2 separate regions of the Homo sapiens genome follow, and region 2 is linked to region 1. A link is an interaction called in ENCODE POLR2A ChIA-PET data of the cell type or tissue named here. Cell type or tissue: endothelial cell of umbilical vein. All regions are shown on one strand. Links, peaks and the distances in the headings refer to the core of each region. The heading gives the core; the rest is flanking DNA.

Region 1 (8,335 bases), core at 123-8,122:
GATGCTACATTGATTTTCTCTTTTGCAATGGGAAACTGGAGACCATGTTTGTTAGAATTGGTACATAGCAGCGAAGAATGTAGGCTCTGAGTTCAATGGAGCTTGCAGATCCTTGGTTAGTAACTTTTTTTTTTGAGACACGGTTTTGCTCTGTTTCTCAGGCTGGAATGCAGTGGTGCAGTCATGGCTCACTGCAGCCTTGACCTCCTGGCCTCAAGTGATCTTTTCACCTCAGCCTCCCAGGTACCTGGGACTTCAGGTGTGTACTACCATACCTGGATGATTTTTTAATTTTTTTGTTTGTTTGTTTTGTAGAGATGAGTCTCACTCTGTTTCCTAAGCCCGTCTCAAATTCCTGGGCTCAAGCAGTCCTCCCACCTCGGCCTCCCAAAGTGTTGGGATTGTAGGTGTGAGTTGCTGTGCCCAGCCATAACTTACTTTTTTTTTTTTTTTTTTTTTTTTTTTTTTTTTTTTTTTGAGACAGAGTTTCGCTCTTGTTGCCCAGGCCGGAGTGCAAAGGCACAATCTCGGCTCACTGCAACCTCTGCCTCTCGGGTTCAAGTGATTCTCCTGCCTCAGCCTCCCGAGTAGCTGGGATTACAGGCATGCACCAACACCCCGGCTAATTTTGTATTTTTAGTAGAGACGGGGTTTCTCCATGTTGGTCAGGCTGGTCTGGAACTCCTGACCTCAGGTGATCCGTCCACCTCGGCCTCCCAAAGTGCTGGGATTACAGGCGTGAGCCACCACACCTGGCCAAGAATTTTTAAATTACCAAAACAGTCGTAGCTTTTAACATGCAGGAATAGTTCCTCTTGCTTAAGCCCCAGACCAGTACATCAGAATCATCTGGGGAGCTTTTTACAAAATCAGAGAGCCAGCCTGCATCCCTGCACTATAAGTCCGCAGGCTTATGGGTGCCAGAGAGTGTTTAGATAACAAGCTTCCCACGTGATCTGACCACACTGCCTCAGAGGGACTTGGTTTACTGGCATCTTAGTCACCTCCAATTTATACCATGCTCAAAAATGAGTTCTCAGGAAAAGCCCTAACATTCTTCTTCAGCCTCAAGATAGGCTGTACCCAAGTTTCTTCTAATGCCATATTTCAGTCTGAATTAACAAATTCAGAAAATTTCCCACCCAGGGCCTTCTACCAAAGAAAAAAAAAAATCTGATTTTATTTGTTGACAAAACTGGTTGTGTCTTGTAGAATTTTTCACAGTCAGAATTTGACTGATTATATCCCCACTGTATTATTTGACATGTTTCTCTGTCCCAGTGTTTCTGATACATTGGCTGATTGCTGTGGAAGTTCAAGGAGACTGAGGTTAGATATTTTGGCAAGAACACTTCCTGGATGGTGTGGCACACTTTATTAGGAGGCCCATGGTGCCTCTCTTTGTTATGTTAACAGCCATATATGATCATTGCTTTGGTCTATTCATTCATTCATGTTTGTAATTAATTATCTTTGAATATCCCATAAATACTGAGCCCCAAGTAGAGGCATTTGAATATATTTTTACTGAGAAGCAGTGACCCAGAAACTGGCCTTGATTCTCTGTTAGAAATGACTGTATCCCTTGGCACTGTCTTGTGGTTTTAGGTAACTTTGAATGGACAAAGAATGTCCCAGCTCTCTTTACTGAGCCCTGGTGTGCTGTAGATTAGCTGGATCAATACTGACTTGATACATTCATGTTTTCCTATTCTTACCTTTGGGCCTTATTTATGTGTCCATATTCTTTCAAGAACACATCATCTTTTGCTTTCAACCCTTGATCCTCACTGGAAGGAGAGGGGATCATGCTGTGGCGTGTTGTCTCTTTTCTTTCTTTCTTTTTCTTTTTTTTTTGAGACAGAGTCCCACTGTTACCCAGGCTGGAGTGCAGTGGCATAATCTCGGCTCACTGCAGCCTCTGCCTCCCGAATTAAAGTGTTTCTCCTGCCCTAGCCTCCCAAGTAGCTGGGATTACAGGCACTCACTACCATGCCTGGCTAATTTTTGTATTTTTAGTAGAGACGGGGTTTTGCCATGTTGGCCAGGCTGGTTTCGAACTCCTGACCTCAAGTTATCTGCCCATCTCGGCCACCCAAAGTGCTGGAATTACAGGTGTGAGCCACCACGCTGGGCCATCTCTTTTATTTCAGATTCTGTGTTTGAGCAGCCTTGCTTTGCTATGTGACACTTCAAGTTGTTCCTTAGATAAGGAGAGATAAGGAGTGCCCACCTCACCCCCTCTACTTGGGACAGCTACTAGTTATCAGTCCTAAATAATTAGTTTAATACATTAAATATCCATAACTTGGAGTTTTCTGTCTTCCTTTAGTTAGAACACTTCCTGTTTTTAAAAAGTATCTAGCTTGGGCCAGGCATGGTGGCTCACGCCTGTAATCCCAGCACTTTGGGAGGCTGACGCGGGCAGATCACAAGGTCAAGAGATCAAGACTATCCTGACCAACAAGGTGAAACCCCATCTCTACTAAAAATACAAACAATTAGCTGGGCGTGGTGGCACACGCCTGTAGTCCCAGCTACTTGGGAGGCTGAGACAGGAGAATCACTTGAACCTGGGAGGCAGAGGTTGCAGTGAGCTGAGATCGTGCCACTGCACTCCAGCCTGGCAACAGAGTGAGACTCCATCTCAAAAAAAAAAAAAAAAAAAAAAAAAAAAAAAGTAGCTTGTAACATAAACGAAAAGCTCCTGAGGGTATGTGATATTTTAGTGTGTATTCTGAAAGCATGGCTTAATGTTATTCATTTTAAACCCTTAAACAAAGAAAAATATCCTTTGCTCTTCTCTTTTAGGAAATTCACACAAACGAAAAGGAAGTAACAGAGAAGGAAGTAACTCTTCACTTGTTGCCAGGTAACTGTCATGTTAGCATAGTAACTCCTATGCAAGGCAAAGCCAATGATAAATTACATCATCCCTAGCCTTGCTATATTTAAACTCCTTTGTTTTCATCTTCTCACATATAACAGTAATGAATTGAAAAAACATATCAAGGTTTGTAGTTCAATAACTACACACCTGGGTCTGAGTATTACAACATCTGCAAAGAATTTTTCTTGTTTCCTCTTCCCCCAAACTGATGAAAATAAACCTGGAATGTTCTCACTGCTTTCACAAGCAAATGAGGACTTTTTCAGGCCATTCTAATGGCCTCTTCCAGTATGCTGATCCCCAATCTGTAGGGAATTGAGGAAAACAATTCAACTGCTATGGCCTCCCAAGGCAACCATTGGTGGGTGGCTTTACCTCTCAGTCCATACCCACTTGTGCATGTGAGCACGTGTACTGGGGATGCTGGGGTTTACCAGCCTTGGGGCTGCCAGCACTTCGCCCTGCAGTCATTGCGAAGGAGCCTGGATTGGTTAAATATTTTTGAGGTAGAGGACAGTGACTTTAGCTTAAGTTAAGTTTTAGTCATTTCCATGTTCAGGAGTAGTAACTACTTGGTGGTGTATCCTCTCCATATATGGGATATTCTGTGATCCATGTATTTAATTCTTTTTCTACTTTCTTTTTCTTAATTCAAAATAGCTTTTTTAAAATAAGTTCTTTAAGGTACATTTCCCCAAAACAATACAGGCTTTATTCTGTTGCTTTTTATTTTATTCCAGTTTATTGAGGGGATATAAATCTGTGCAAGTTTCTGACTGATCCACGTTATTTGGTAAAAGAATTCTATAACTTTTTTTGATGTTTTTAAATGTCAAAGGCTTTTTTTCTATAGTGATGACTTAAACCTTATCTCCTCTTGTTTTTCTCTTCTTGGTGTTATAGATTCAGAAATTTTATTTTTAGCTTAGCATTATGCATATTCTCCCCCCTCCTGAATTACTTCACAGTCTCATCTAGGTGTGGGTGTGCAGCGGTGAGTTCACAGTTAACTTCTCTGAGCCTAGTTTCACAAACTAGACAAAGATCATTTCTAGCTCCCAACTCTTGTGCTTCTAGACTCTGTGATCTGGTATAAACCAGCTGATTATGGCACAACATGCCATGTTTGCAGAGGGCCTCACCAGGAATGTTGTATTAGCTAGTGCATGCTAATTTCTGGTCGCTAGTACATGAGCATGGGACGGGGCTGGCCTGGTCTTGGGGAGAGCCTCACCATTAAAAGTATTTCACCATTAAAAGTATTGGGAGGTGAAAGCACAGGAAGCCTTGCTTACATGTCTTCCCCCATGGACTTGGCAGAGACACTTTTTCTGGGACTATTTTAAACCCTAATGAGGCCCTGTCTTCATTATTTCCTTCAAACTGTGATCTCTTGAGAGGCTGACCTAGTGACTGAGCCATCTTCCGGTATTTCCTTAGTGTTTCAGCCAGAGGTAATTAACCCCTTGAAAGATGAGAGAACAGCACCATAATATTTGTCCCTTCTGAGTGTCTGAAACTGTTCGTTTTCATATTGAAGGTAGACTAAATAAATTTTGAGCCAAAAAGTAAATTTAAAGACCTTGAAGGAGCTATCAAGTGGGAGATTCCAAGGAGAAGATGGTTATCTGTTGCATGAGAAGAAAAATCCTTTGGGTTTTTTTTGTTGTTGTTGCAAAACATTTATACTTAGTTTTTCATTTCCCCCATAGTCTTCTCTTTTGCCTGCCCCCGTGAGCTCCTCTGCTTCCAGATGGCAGAGAATACTGACCTATTCCCTAATCCTCATCTTTTTGACTGCAAGGAGGGATACTTTCTGTCTCCAGGGGCTGCAGCTTCTCACGTCGGCTGGGTGCTGCAGATGGAGGAGGAGAGGTGACGCATTGAAAGGAAATACGCTTAACTAAGAAAGAGAGGAAACACGTTTTTTCCCCACAAACCTCTGACCTCTGTTTTCCCAGCGTGGAGCCAGAACGAGGGTGGTCATGCTGTGGAAGGCGGCAACACCTCCTGGATCTATGGAAGCTGCCTGGAAGTCCCATGGCCAGGGAGGCACTGTCACTCTCTCTCAGCACTTCCAGTATTAGAAGCTGCCCCCTCTCACAGGAAAGTGGGCTTGGGATCTGCGTTTTTTTAGGGCAGACTGGGGCAAGCCCATCTGTGTTCACTTAGGGTATTGCTTCTATGGAACATCTGCTTGGGTCAAAGTAATGAAAACACTAAGATTTCTGCGTGAAAGTGCAGCTCAGATCATTAGTACCTATTTGGAAATTTCCATTATTCCCAGTGAGAAGATAGAGAAATGTCCTGCACAGAGGTGTATCTGAGCCATTTCAATTTCACTTCTTGGTGGTTTCCACTCTGCCGCATCTTCTCTCTTATGTTTTTGCAGCTCCTGCCATGCTGAAAAGTGTAAAGTTCTAAAGCCCTGTGTTGTATTGTATGTTTGTCCTTATGTAAATAGGGCTGGAAAGCCTTTAGTGTTTGCATATCGTATGTTCCCTGAGAACTCTAAGGAGGACCTGTTTTGGTTTCTACCAGGTGAACAGCTGCTTTGTGAAGCCAGCACAGTACTGAAGTATGTCCAGGAAGATTCCTGTCAGCATGGGGTCTATGGGAGGCTTGTCTGCACAGACTTCAAGATTGCCTTCTTGGGTGATGATGAATCTGCATTGGATAATGATGTATGTATGGGCTGCATTTGGCAGAGTTTGTGGGCAACAGTGTGGTTGTGGTTCCGTTGTCTTTTTTTCCCAGCTTCTCAGTTACTCTACCCCCTAACACACATAAACACAAAGGACAGAAATCCTGAATGTATGAACTGCATTTGGTGAAGTTTGGGGGGAATAGCACAGTTGTAAAATAGCTCTGTTGTCTTTTTTCCCCCAGCTACTCAGTTACTCCACTTCCCATCATCCCCACCCTCCCCACCATCCCACATAAATACACACAAAGGACGGAGTCCTTCTCATCACTGGCCTGCTCTCTGTCGTTCAGGGTCTCCTTTCCGTGGCAGGACCGTTAAGAAATTTCTCACCCGTGCCTCATGTCATACTGGCTTACTTTTGACCTCATGTGTCAACTTTCAATTTTCTTCTGTATTTCAGTGCAATATATATCACTCACTGGAATAACATCTTCCAAATATACTAGTTCCCCACGTTTTCTCTATACTAAGCTCTTCCTTAAACCCAGGAACTGAGTTCAGTAATGAAACCGATGGTGAATGCAGCCTTTGAATTTGGGTTCACTCTGTTTTTGTTTTGTTTTTTATTTTTAATTGTTTTTGAGACAGAGTCTCACTCTGTCATTCAGGTTGGAGTGCTGTGGCGTAGTCGTGGCTCCAGTAATCCTCCCACCTCAGCCTCCTGAGTAGCTAGGACCATAGGCGTGTGACATTCACGCCTGGCTAATTTTGTTATTTTTGGTAGAGGCAGGGTTTTGCCATGTTGCCCATGCTGGTCTCGAAGTTCTGAGCTCAAGAAATCCACCCGCTTTGGCCTCTCAAAGTGCTGGGATTACAGACATGAGCCGCCTCACCCGGCTCACCTTATGTTTAATCTGAACCTAGTAGCAGTAGCCTTGTGAAATTTGTTCCTATTCATGAAGAATGAGCAATCAGGTAAGGAGAGAACTGCCCATACCACTAGGAGAGCACCATATGTTAGTGGAAACCCAACCAAGGCACATCCTGGCCCCAATGTGCCAACTGTCCCAGATCACCCTTGTTTTTTAAACAGCAGCACCAGTACTGCCTCTTCCATCTGGCCTTGGGCTTGGTTCATAGTCCTGTACAAAGAGAGCATTCACCAGAAACTTGAATCTCTTGTTCTTCCTGAAGCTGACTTCAGGTAGCTCTGTCAATCCCCTGTTCACATTTGTGTGGAGAAATGTTAACCTGTACATAACTTCCCCACACTTCTCAAAGTGATTGTGTGTGGCATGGTGGGTTTGCCTAGGAGGGGCCCAGAAATGGCATGTTCTGGACCACGCGCGGTGGCTCTTACCTGTAATCTCAGCACTTTGGGAGGCTGAGGCAGGTGGATTGCTTGAGCTCAGGAGTTCAAAACCAGCCTGGGCAACATGTGGAAATCATGTCTCTAAAAAAACACAAAAATTAGCTAGGAGTGGTGGAGTGTGCCTGTAGTCCCAGCTACTCAGGAGGCTGAGGTGCAAAGTTAGCTTGAGCCTGAGAGGTGGAGGTTGCAGTGAGCCAAGATTGCCCCACTGCACTCCAGCCTAGCCTGAGTGACAGAACTAAACCCTGTCTCAGAATGAATCTCAGGAGCTTTTCTCACATACTTCATCGTCCCTTTTTTAGGAATGTCGCTGCATTTCCCCATTTATTTTTATTTATTTATTTATTTATTTTTGAGACAGAGTCTCGTTCTGTCACCCAGGCTGAAGTGCAGTGGTGCGATCTCGGCTGGCTGCAAGCTCCACCTCCTGGTTTCACGCCATTCTCCTGCCTCAGCCTCCCGAGTAGCTGGGACTACAGGCGCCCACCACCAAGCCTGGCTAATTTTTTGTATTTTTAGTAGAGATGGGGTTTCACCGTGTTAGGCAAGATGGTCTCGATCTCCTGACCTCGTGATCCGCCCGCGTCGGCCTCCCAAAGTGCTGGGATTACAGGTGTGAGCCACTGCACCCGGCCCCCCATTTTTCTTAATATCCAAGTAGAGAATGGTGATTTACTCTGCCTATAAATGTCTAACAGTATGCAGAGGAGTCACAGTTGTTTCCTTTTGAATCTTCTAGGAAACTCAATTTAAGAATAAGGTTATAGGAGAAAATGACATTACACTCCACTGTGTTGATCAGATTTATGGAGGTAAGTATCTGTTTTTCCCTGGGGTGTTGGCAACCTTTGAGAGTATAGGTGATAATGATAATAATATTTTTATGACCATTTATAATTTTTAAAAATTTTTTCACATATATCATCTTGTTTAAATCTGTTTTATAGATGCTAAAATTGAGATGTAAAGTGGTTTATATAAGGTCACTTAGCTAGAGGAGTTTGGACCTGAACTTGGAACCTGTTCTTTTTAATACTTCACACGACACCATTATATGCTAGATGTTGATCAGACTTTTTGATATCAGAGTTAGCTGTGTAGGTTTTACTTTATAGGCTGCTCTGATAAAAAGGTCTGTTGTATTGCATTAAGATGTCTTTTCTGCTGACTAAACAAGCCTCTCCTGCCAAGCCTCTCTCTGTTCCACTTCCGAATGTTTTTGTATTCGGGGCATCTTCAGAAATCATTCAGTGATCATTTATGATGTTCTCCAGACTACTAGGTGCTGAGTGGGTCCACATTCTGGGACAGTAGGGGGTCTCAGCAGGGGTCCTAGCTGTAAACCCAGGAGTTGACTGTCATGAAAGCATGTCTCTAGTCATTTCCCTTTCATCTTTTATAAGCTCAACTTTCAGAGTGGGTTTTC
Region 2 (8,335 bases), core at 72-8,071, 120 kb after region 1:
AGGCAGACTGCACTGTAACGAGACAAAAGAGTGGGTATGTATGAAATTGAGTTTATTGAGTTGGTTTGTTTTTGTGAAGTAATCTGCTGAAAATGAGCTGAGCTTTAGAGGTTTGGGGAGAATGGGGTTTTGAAATATCTGATATGGAGAGTGGTAAGAGCTCTGAGTAGGGAAACTGATTTTGCCGTGTGTGTGTGTGTGTGTGTGTGTGTGTGTGTGTGTGTGTGTATTTTATTTATTTATTTATTTATTTATTTATTTATTTATTTTGAGACAGAGTTTAAAGCTGATTTTGCCCAGTGTGTGTGTGTGTGTGTGTGTGTGTGTGTGTGTGTGTATTTTATTTATTTATTTATTTATTTATTTATTTATTTATTTATTTTGAGACAGAGTTTAGCTCTTGTTACCCAGGCTGGAGTACAATGGCGTGATCTCGGCTCACTGCAACCTCCTCCTCCTGGGTTCAAGCGATTCTTCTGCCTTAGCCTCCCAAGTAGCTGGGATTACAGGCATGCACCACCATGCCCGGCTAATTTTGTATTTTTAGTAGCGATGGGGTTTCACTATATTGGTCAGGCTGGTCTCAAATCTGCTGACCTTAAGTGATCCACCCGCCTTAGCCTCCCAAAGTGCTGGGATTAGAGGCGTGAGCCACTATGCCCAACCCCAGTATCATTAAAGGTTTAGTTTAAGTTGGAGACAGTACATTTATATACTGAGATTTCAATATTTTTTTACATCAGCAGTTCAGAAACACAGGTACAGATATGGAAAAAGTGACAGTTGGATTGATCCGGGGCTGGAGTTTTGCTAGTTGAATGCAGTGGGAAACAATGGATGTGTTTAGGAAACTAGTAAGGGTGTAGTTGAAGGTAGTGTACTCTGGCGTTGTTTGCCCATCTTTGAATTGGGATTGATAATAATAGCACTTAGTTCAGAAGGTTGTTGCGAAGGTTGAAATGAGCTCCCACAGTACTTAGTACTCAGAACAGTGCTTTGCACATGGTATGTGCACAGTAACTTATTGTGCTGGGTGGGGATGAGGGAAAGAACGGAGGAGACTGGTGGGAAAAAGGGAGGAAGGCTGAGGATTGGAATCCCCATAAGGATGATGAAAAGTTACTTGTGGATTGAATTTCCGAGTTGGATTTGGTTCTCATCAAAAGGTTGTGGGTTTAAGGATGCTGATGTCCAAGTTCCCAGGGAGTGGCAGATAAGATCCCTGGTTTTGAGTGAAGACCATGAGAATAGAGGCCCTGAGGGCCCTGGCTGTTACTTCTGTGAAAAAATACATTCTGTGTTACAAATTGCTTAAAAGGGAACTTTTAAAACGTAATCATAACTTGATTACTACCAGTAACTTACACATGTGGATGGCACCCAAATCCAATCATTATTTAGTTACTTTACTGGTTTTGTTATCTGTCTTAGTTTATTTGGGCTGCTGTAAAATACCATAGACCAAGGATCTCTAATCTCCGGGCTATGGACCGGTACTGGTCTGTGGCCTGTTAGGAACTAGGTTGCACAGCAGGAGGTGAGGGGCGGGCAAGCGAGCATTACTGCCTGAGCTCCGCCTCCTGTCAGATCAGCAGCAGCCATTAGATTCTCATAGGAGTATGAACCCTGTTATGAGCTGCGCATGTGATGAGGGATCTAAGGTAGGCGATCCTTATGAGAATTTTAACTAATGCCCGATAGGATCTGAGGTGGAACAGGCTCATCCCAAAACCATCCCCCCCGCCGCTCCAGTCCGTGGAAAAAATTGTCTTTCCTGAAACCAGTCCCTGGCACCAAAAAGGTTGGGACTACCACAATAGACAGTGTGACTTATAAACAACAGATTTTTTTTTTTTTTGAGACAGAATCTCGCTCTGTCACCCAGGCTGGAGTGCAGTGGCGCAGTCTCCATTCACTGCAACCGCTGCCTCCCAGGTTCAAGTGATTCTCTTGCCTCAGCCTCCCAAGTAGCTGGGATTACAGGTGCACACTACCATACCTGGCTCATTTTCTATTTTTACTAGAGACAGGGTTTTATCATGGCTGAGACCACCAGGCTAGTCTCAAACTCCTGACCTCAGGCGATCCGCCCACCTCAGCCTCCCAAAGTGCTGGGATTACAGGCATGAGCTACTGTGCCCAGCTAACAACAGGAATTTATTTCTCACAGTTCTGGAGTCTGGGAAGTTCAAGAACAAGAAATTGGTGAGGGCCTGCTTCCTGGTTGTCTTCTCATTGCATCCTCACATGGCAGAAGGGCATAGGGACTCTCTGGGGCCTCTTTTATAAGGGCACTAATTGCATTCATGAGGCTTCTGCCTTCATGACTTAATGACCTTCCAGAGACCCTGTTGGGGGTTAGAATCTTTTTTTTTTTTTTTTTTTTTTTTTTTTTTTTTTTTTTGAGACAGTGTTTCACTCTTGTTGCCCGGCTGGAGTGCAGTGGCTCAATGTTGGTTCACGGCAACCTCCGCCTCCTGGGTTCAAGCAGTTCTCCTGCCTCAGCCTCCCAAGTAGCTGGGATTACAGGCATGCGCCACCATGCCCCACTAATTTTATATTTTTAGTAGAGACAGGGTTTCTCCATGTTGGTCAGGCTGGTCTCAAACTCCCGACCTCAGGTGATCTGCCTGCCTCGGCCTCCCAAAGTGCTGAGATTATAGGCATGAGCCACCGCTTCCGGCTAGAATCTTAACATGAGAGTTTTGGGGGGACACAAACATGTAGTCTATAGCCTTACTCTTTTGCTAATTAAAAAAATCAGAAAGCTGAGGGCTTTCTTTAGTCATTTGAAATGCTTAAGGGGAGTTTTTGGCTTAGTTTTTTTGGTAACAGCTTTATTGAGATTTAATTGACAATTCACTTATTTAAACAGTACAATCCAGGATTACATGCCTGTAATCCTAGCACTTTGGAGGAGACCAAGGCAGGAGGATTGCTTAAAGCCAGGAATTTGAGACTAGCCTGGACAACGTAGTGAGATCCCATTGCTAAAAAAATAAAAATAAAAAGCCGAGTGTGCTGGTGCCTGCTTATAGTCTCAGCTACTCAGGAGGCTGAGGTGGGCAGATCATTTCAGCCCAGCAGTTCAAGGTTGCAGTGAGCTATGATCAAGCCACTGCACTCTAGCCTGGGTGACAGAATGAAACCCTGTCTTTAAAAAAACAAAGTAAAAGGTAACAATGCAGTGACTTTTAGTGTATTTAGAGTTGTGTATCCATCACCATAATACATTTTAGAACGTTAATTTTTTTTTTTTTTTGAGACAGAGTCTTGCTCTGTCGCCCAGGCGGGATTGCAGTGGTGCGATCTTGGGTCACTGTAACCTCTGTCCACTGCAACCTTTGTCTCTTGGGTTCAAGTGATTCTTCTGTCTTGGCCTACCAAGTAGCTGGGATTACAGGCGCATGCCACCACGCCTGGCTAATTTTTGTATTTTTAGTAGTGACAGGGTTTCACCCTGTTGGCCAGGCTGGTCTCGAACTCCTGACCTCGTGATCTGCCCGCCTTGGCCTCCCAAAGTACTGGGATTACAGGTGTGAGCCACTGCACCCAGCCAAGATGACTTCTTAGATAATCCTATGTGTTTTCATGTTCATTGCATCAGGAGTCATCCAGTGTCTGGTTTTAGAATTTGAAGACCAGTGAGTTCATTTGGTGACAGACCTATCTGCCTGTTGGAAATTTCCCCTACTTTTCATCTAATTTAGGGATTCTTAGCTTGGGGTCACTGTAGAATTCAGGAAACATTTGAGAGGGGAAAAATTAATTTATTTTTAGTGACCTATACCTGAAAGTTAACATCTACATCAACTATAATTGTAGGCCACAAGCCAAAGAAGTATTAATAGTATCTGTGAGTTTGTCACCACTAGAGAGACCAGAGATACTTTCATATCACATCACAGTTATTGCAGATATCTCAGAATACTGTCTTTGCTCACTACTACATTGGAATTATAATAGTTATTAGATCTGCCACTAGAACTTGTTTAATCTGCTAATAAAGCACATATATCACAAATTCATTTTTAATATTTTGATGACTGATTTGGTTTCCTTTATAATCCTGTGCATTTTATGCACTTAAAAGGCAGGATAAACACTTAATTTCATTTTAATTACTAAGTTTTGGGTTAGGAGTTTGTGCCTTAGCTACTTCCAGTGGTATCTAGTGAGGTATGGGCTCTTTTCTTTTTTAAAATTATGACTTGCGGTTTTATATATATTCATTGTGTTTCATTCACTTATATTAATTACTCTTCTTGATGTTTAAATTGTCTCACTTTTAGCCTATGGGAGTTATTTTCTAAGTTGGTTTCAGTGTTCTTTGTGATACAGGTTATTAACCTTTGATAATTTCTTGCTTTTTGGCAAGGCCAACACAATGTCCTGGACTCAACTCGTACATTTCCTGTTTCAGACTTATAATCAGTCATTCCTTCAAGGAATCCTGTTTTCCATCTGGTGGGGAATGGACCACACTCTGGTGTGAGTACACTGGGTGTACTCAGTGTTACTGAGTTGTTACTGCTTGTAGGACTCTTTCGTATACAGAGATAGGATATATTTTCCTCAAGGGACAGAGCTAGCAAACATTTTAGAGGAAAAAAAATCTGTTTACGTGGTTTTTGGTTCAAGTTTAACATTATAGATTTTTATTTAACTTACTGGGTTTTATATTTATCTTTTTTCTTACTGAAAATTTTGGTTCTTCAAATATTTGCATTGGCTTACCGCTTGTATTAAAACAGTTTCAAAATAAAAATGTCAACATTACTACTAATTGACTTGAGTTTGGCTTACAATTTCTTTGTAGTATTTTTATTAAGAATGTGCAGTCAAAATACTGTATTCTAAAGTTAAAATAGCTTTTCTTTGTGGCTCTATCACTAAGTAGTATACGGTTGTTTTCATTCTTCAGGAGTTTTTTTTTTTTTTCTGTTTTCAGTGCATATAATTATATTGCAAGTTATATTCAAAAGTCTCATTTCCATCTTTCTTCTACCTCATTCTTTCCTTCCCCCATTAGTAGTTCTTGAAAAGTTAGAGTTTATCTTTCTGATATTTTGTTAGCAAAACTATACGTATATTCATATCATTGCTCCTCTCCTTCATATACAAGGTAATGGACTACATACACTGTGTGCACCTTGCTTTTTACATGTTATATTCTAAAGATTGTTCTCTATCACTATTACTTAGAAATATTTTATGGTTCTGTAGTATTCCATTATGTGGTAGATATATCTTTGTATATTCATCCAGTCCCTTATTGATGGATTTATGGGTTGTTTCCAAACTTTTGCTCCTACAGATAATATCACAATAACCATATGCATATACTGTTGCATATTTATGGGGCTGTTTCTTCATAGTGGATTCCTTAGAAGTAGAATTGTCAAGTTAAAGGGTAAATCTATGTGTGATTTTTCTAGATCCCCAAATTTCCCTCAGTAAAAGTGGTGTCATTTTGACATTCCCATCATAGTTATGAGAATGCCTGTTTCCCTCATTTTTGCCAACTATGCTGTCAAGCTTTTGGGTTTTTTTTTTGTTTTTGTTTTTGTTTTTTTTTTGAGACTGAGTCTCACTCTCTTGCCCAGGTGGGAGTGCAGTGGTGTGATCCTGGTTCACTGCAACCTTGGCTTCCTGAGTTCAAGCGATTCTCCTGCCTCAGCCTCCTTAATAGCTGGGATTACAGGCACATGCAACCACGCCCAGCTAATTTTTGTATTTTTAGTAGAGACAGCATTTTGCCACGTTGGCCAGGCTGGTCTCGAACTCCTGACCTCAAGTGATCCGCCCGCCTCGCCTCCCGAAGTGCTGGGATTACAGGTGTGAGCCACTGCACCCGGCCAAGCTTTTGGATTTTTGCCGGTCTGATAGGTAAGCATGATTTCATGTAGTTTAAAAAAAAAAAAAAAGGCTGGGGGGGGCAGGCGCGGTGGCTCATACCTGTAATCCCAGCACTTTGGGAGGCTGAGGTGGGCGGATCACGCGGTCAGGAGTTCGAGACCAGCTTGGCCAACGTAGTGAAACCCCATCTGTACTAAAAATAGAATAATTAGCCGGGCATGGTGGCGCACGCCTGTAGTCCCAGCTACTTGGGAGGCTGAGGCAGGAGAATTACTTGAACCTGGGAGGTGGAGGTTGCAATGAGCTGAGATTGTGCCACTGCACTCCAGCCTGGGCAACAGAGTGAGACTCTGTCTCAAAAAGAAAAAAAAAAAGGTAAAATATGCATAACATCAAGTGTACCATTTAAAACATTTTTAAGTGGTACAGTTTAGTGGCATTAAGTAGATTCACACTGTGCCGTCATCACCACTATCCCTCTCCAGAACTTCTCCATCATTTCATACCGAAACTCTATCCATTAAACAATAGCTACTATTTCCTTCTCTCCACAGTCCCTGGGAACCACTGTCTCTATGAATTTGACTATTCTAGGTACCCCATATATGTGGAACCATAGAGTATTTTGTCTTTTCATGACTGGCTAATTTCACTTAGCATAATGTCTTCAGAGTTCATCCATGTTTTGTAGCTATGTATCAGAATTTTACATAGATCTGTGTATCAGAATTTTAATTTTTAAGACTGAATACTGTTTTCTTGTATGCATATACTATATTTATCCAAATTCATGGTTTGTATATACATGTTTTGCCTTTTTTTGAATTAGGTGGGTTTCTTTTTGCTGTTAAGGTCTCATGTATTTTAAATGTATATTTTTATTATGAATGACAAAGCATCTTTTGGTATGTTTTAGCAGTTTCCATTTCTTCTGTGAACTTCATCATCTGTTACCTTTTAAAAAATTGAATATTTCAAAATATATATTTTTTTGAGACAGGATCTTGCTTTGTCACCCGGTTAGAGTGCGTAAGTGCAATTATAGCTCATTGCAGCCTCAACCTCCCAGGCTCAAGTCCTCCCGAGTAGCTAGGTCTACAGGCATGTGCTATCGCACCCAGCTAATTTTAAAACATTTTTTGTAGAGACAGCTCTCGCTGTGTTACCAGGCTGGTCTGAAACTCCTGGCCTAGGTGATCCCCCTGCCTTTGCCTCCCAAAGTGCTGGGATTACGGGTGTAAGCCACTGTGCCTGGCCTCAAAATATTAAAAAAAAAAAAAAAAGCAACTTTATTTTTAGGAACTAATTGTATACTAGAGATTTATCTGTGATATAAGTGACTTTGCTATGATTTTTACCCTGCAAACTTTACCAAAAAAATGGGTAGTCTCTTTTATTGCTCCTAGATTTTGAGAATAGCTGGGAAGTTTTTTCTTTCACTCCCAGATTATAAAGGTTTTCACTCTTATTTTGTCTTCTAGTACTTACGTTATTTCACTTTACATTTCAGCCTCTGATCCATCTGGAATTTATATTGATGTATAATAAGGAATTGATCCAATTATGTTTTTCCTAATGACTATCTGGTTGTCCCAACACGTTTGTTTAAAATGTTCATCTTTCCATGTTACATTGATTTGTGATGACATTTTTATCGTGTACAGATTGAGAATCCCAATTTCGAAAATCTGAAATTGTAAATGCTCTAGTATCTAAAACTTTTTCAGCACCAGCGTGAGAATCAAAGAAAATGCTCATTGGAGCATTTTGGATTTCAGATTTTCGGATTTGGGTATAATGCAAATATTCCAAAATGTGAAAAAAAATCTTAACTCCATAACATTTCCAGTCACAAGCATTTTGGATAAGGGATACTCAATCTGTATTTGATTTCAGTATGTTCTTGGGTTTGTTTCTGGAATTTATTCTGTTGGTCTGTCTATTCATGTGCCAGTGTGACATCATTTTAATTTTAGAGACTTTTAAATCTATTTTAGTATCTAGTAGGACAGCTTTCATTTCTGTTCCCTACATATGTTGCTATCTCCCCAAGTTTTCCTGGCTATTTTTTTTTTTTTTCTTTAGGAACTTTTATTTGTAACTTGTATAGCTCCAGGGAAAATCTGTTGCTATTTTTATTGGGATATTACATTTATTAACTTAGGAAGAACTAATAATAATGCTGAGACTTTGTATATAAGAATGAAATATCTTTCTATTATTCAAGTCTATTTTTAAGTCTTTCAAGAGACTTTAAACTTTTCATATAGGTTTTGCCATGGTATTTTTTGTTCTTTTTGTTGCTGTTGTAAAGGTCTTTTCAATTATATTTTAACTTTTTAGTATTTTAACATGTGTATTTTGTTTGTATATGACAACTGGTGTTTAATTTTATATAATCTGGCTACTTTACTAAACTCCTATCTATAGTAATTTTTCCATTTACTCTTATGAGTTTTTCTAAATATCCAACAAT

The links. Peaks named below come from ENCODE experiments on the same cell type or tissue, not always from the same donor. Only the 100,000 strongest peaks of a DNase experiment are listed, where the experiment ranks them.
Region 2: POLR2A ChIA-PET joins it to region 1 with 10 read pairs; 2 of 35 experiments call an interaction of 5 or more read pairs at or near these places.

The regions. Positions count from the first base shown.
Region 1 is chr5:32,271,219-32,279,553 of GRCh38, reverse strand. It overlaps MTMR12 (myotubularin related protein 12), which reads left to right. Exons shown (of 16, transcript NM_001040446.3): 2 at 2,812-2,872; 3 at 5,432-5,574; 4 at 7,649-7,721. Among named protein-coding and RNA genes, the nearest start is that of MTMR12, 38 kb to the left of the region's middle. In endothelial cell of umbilical vein, for the core only: no CTCF peak of the experiment used is centred there; DNase peaks (open chromatin) are centred at 2,983, 4,303 and 4,823; H3K27ac peaks cover 5,409 bases.
Region 2 is chr5:32,150,026-32,158,360 of GRCh38, reverse strand. The region is part of intron 1 of GOLPH3 (golgi phosphoprotein 3); the gene reads left to right. Among named protein-coding and RNA genes, the nearest start is that of GOLPH3, 20 kb to the left of the region's middle. In endothelial cell of umbilical vein, for the core only: no CTCF peak of the experiment used is centred there; a DNase peak (open chromatin) is centred at 4,420; H3K27ac peaks cover 306 bases.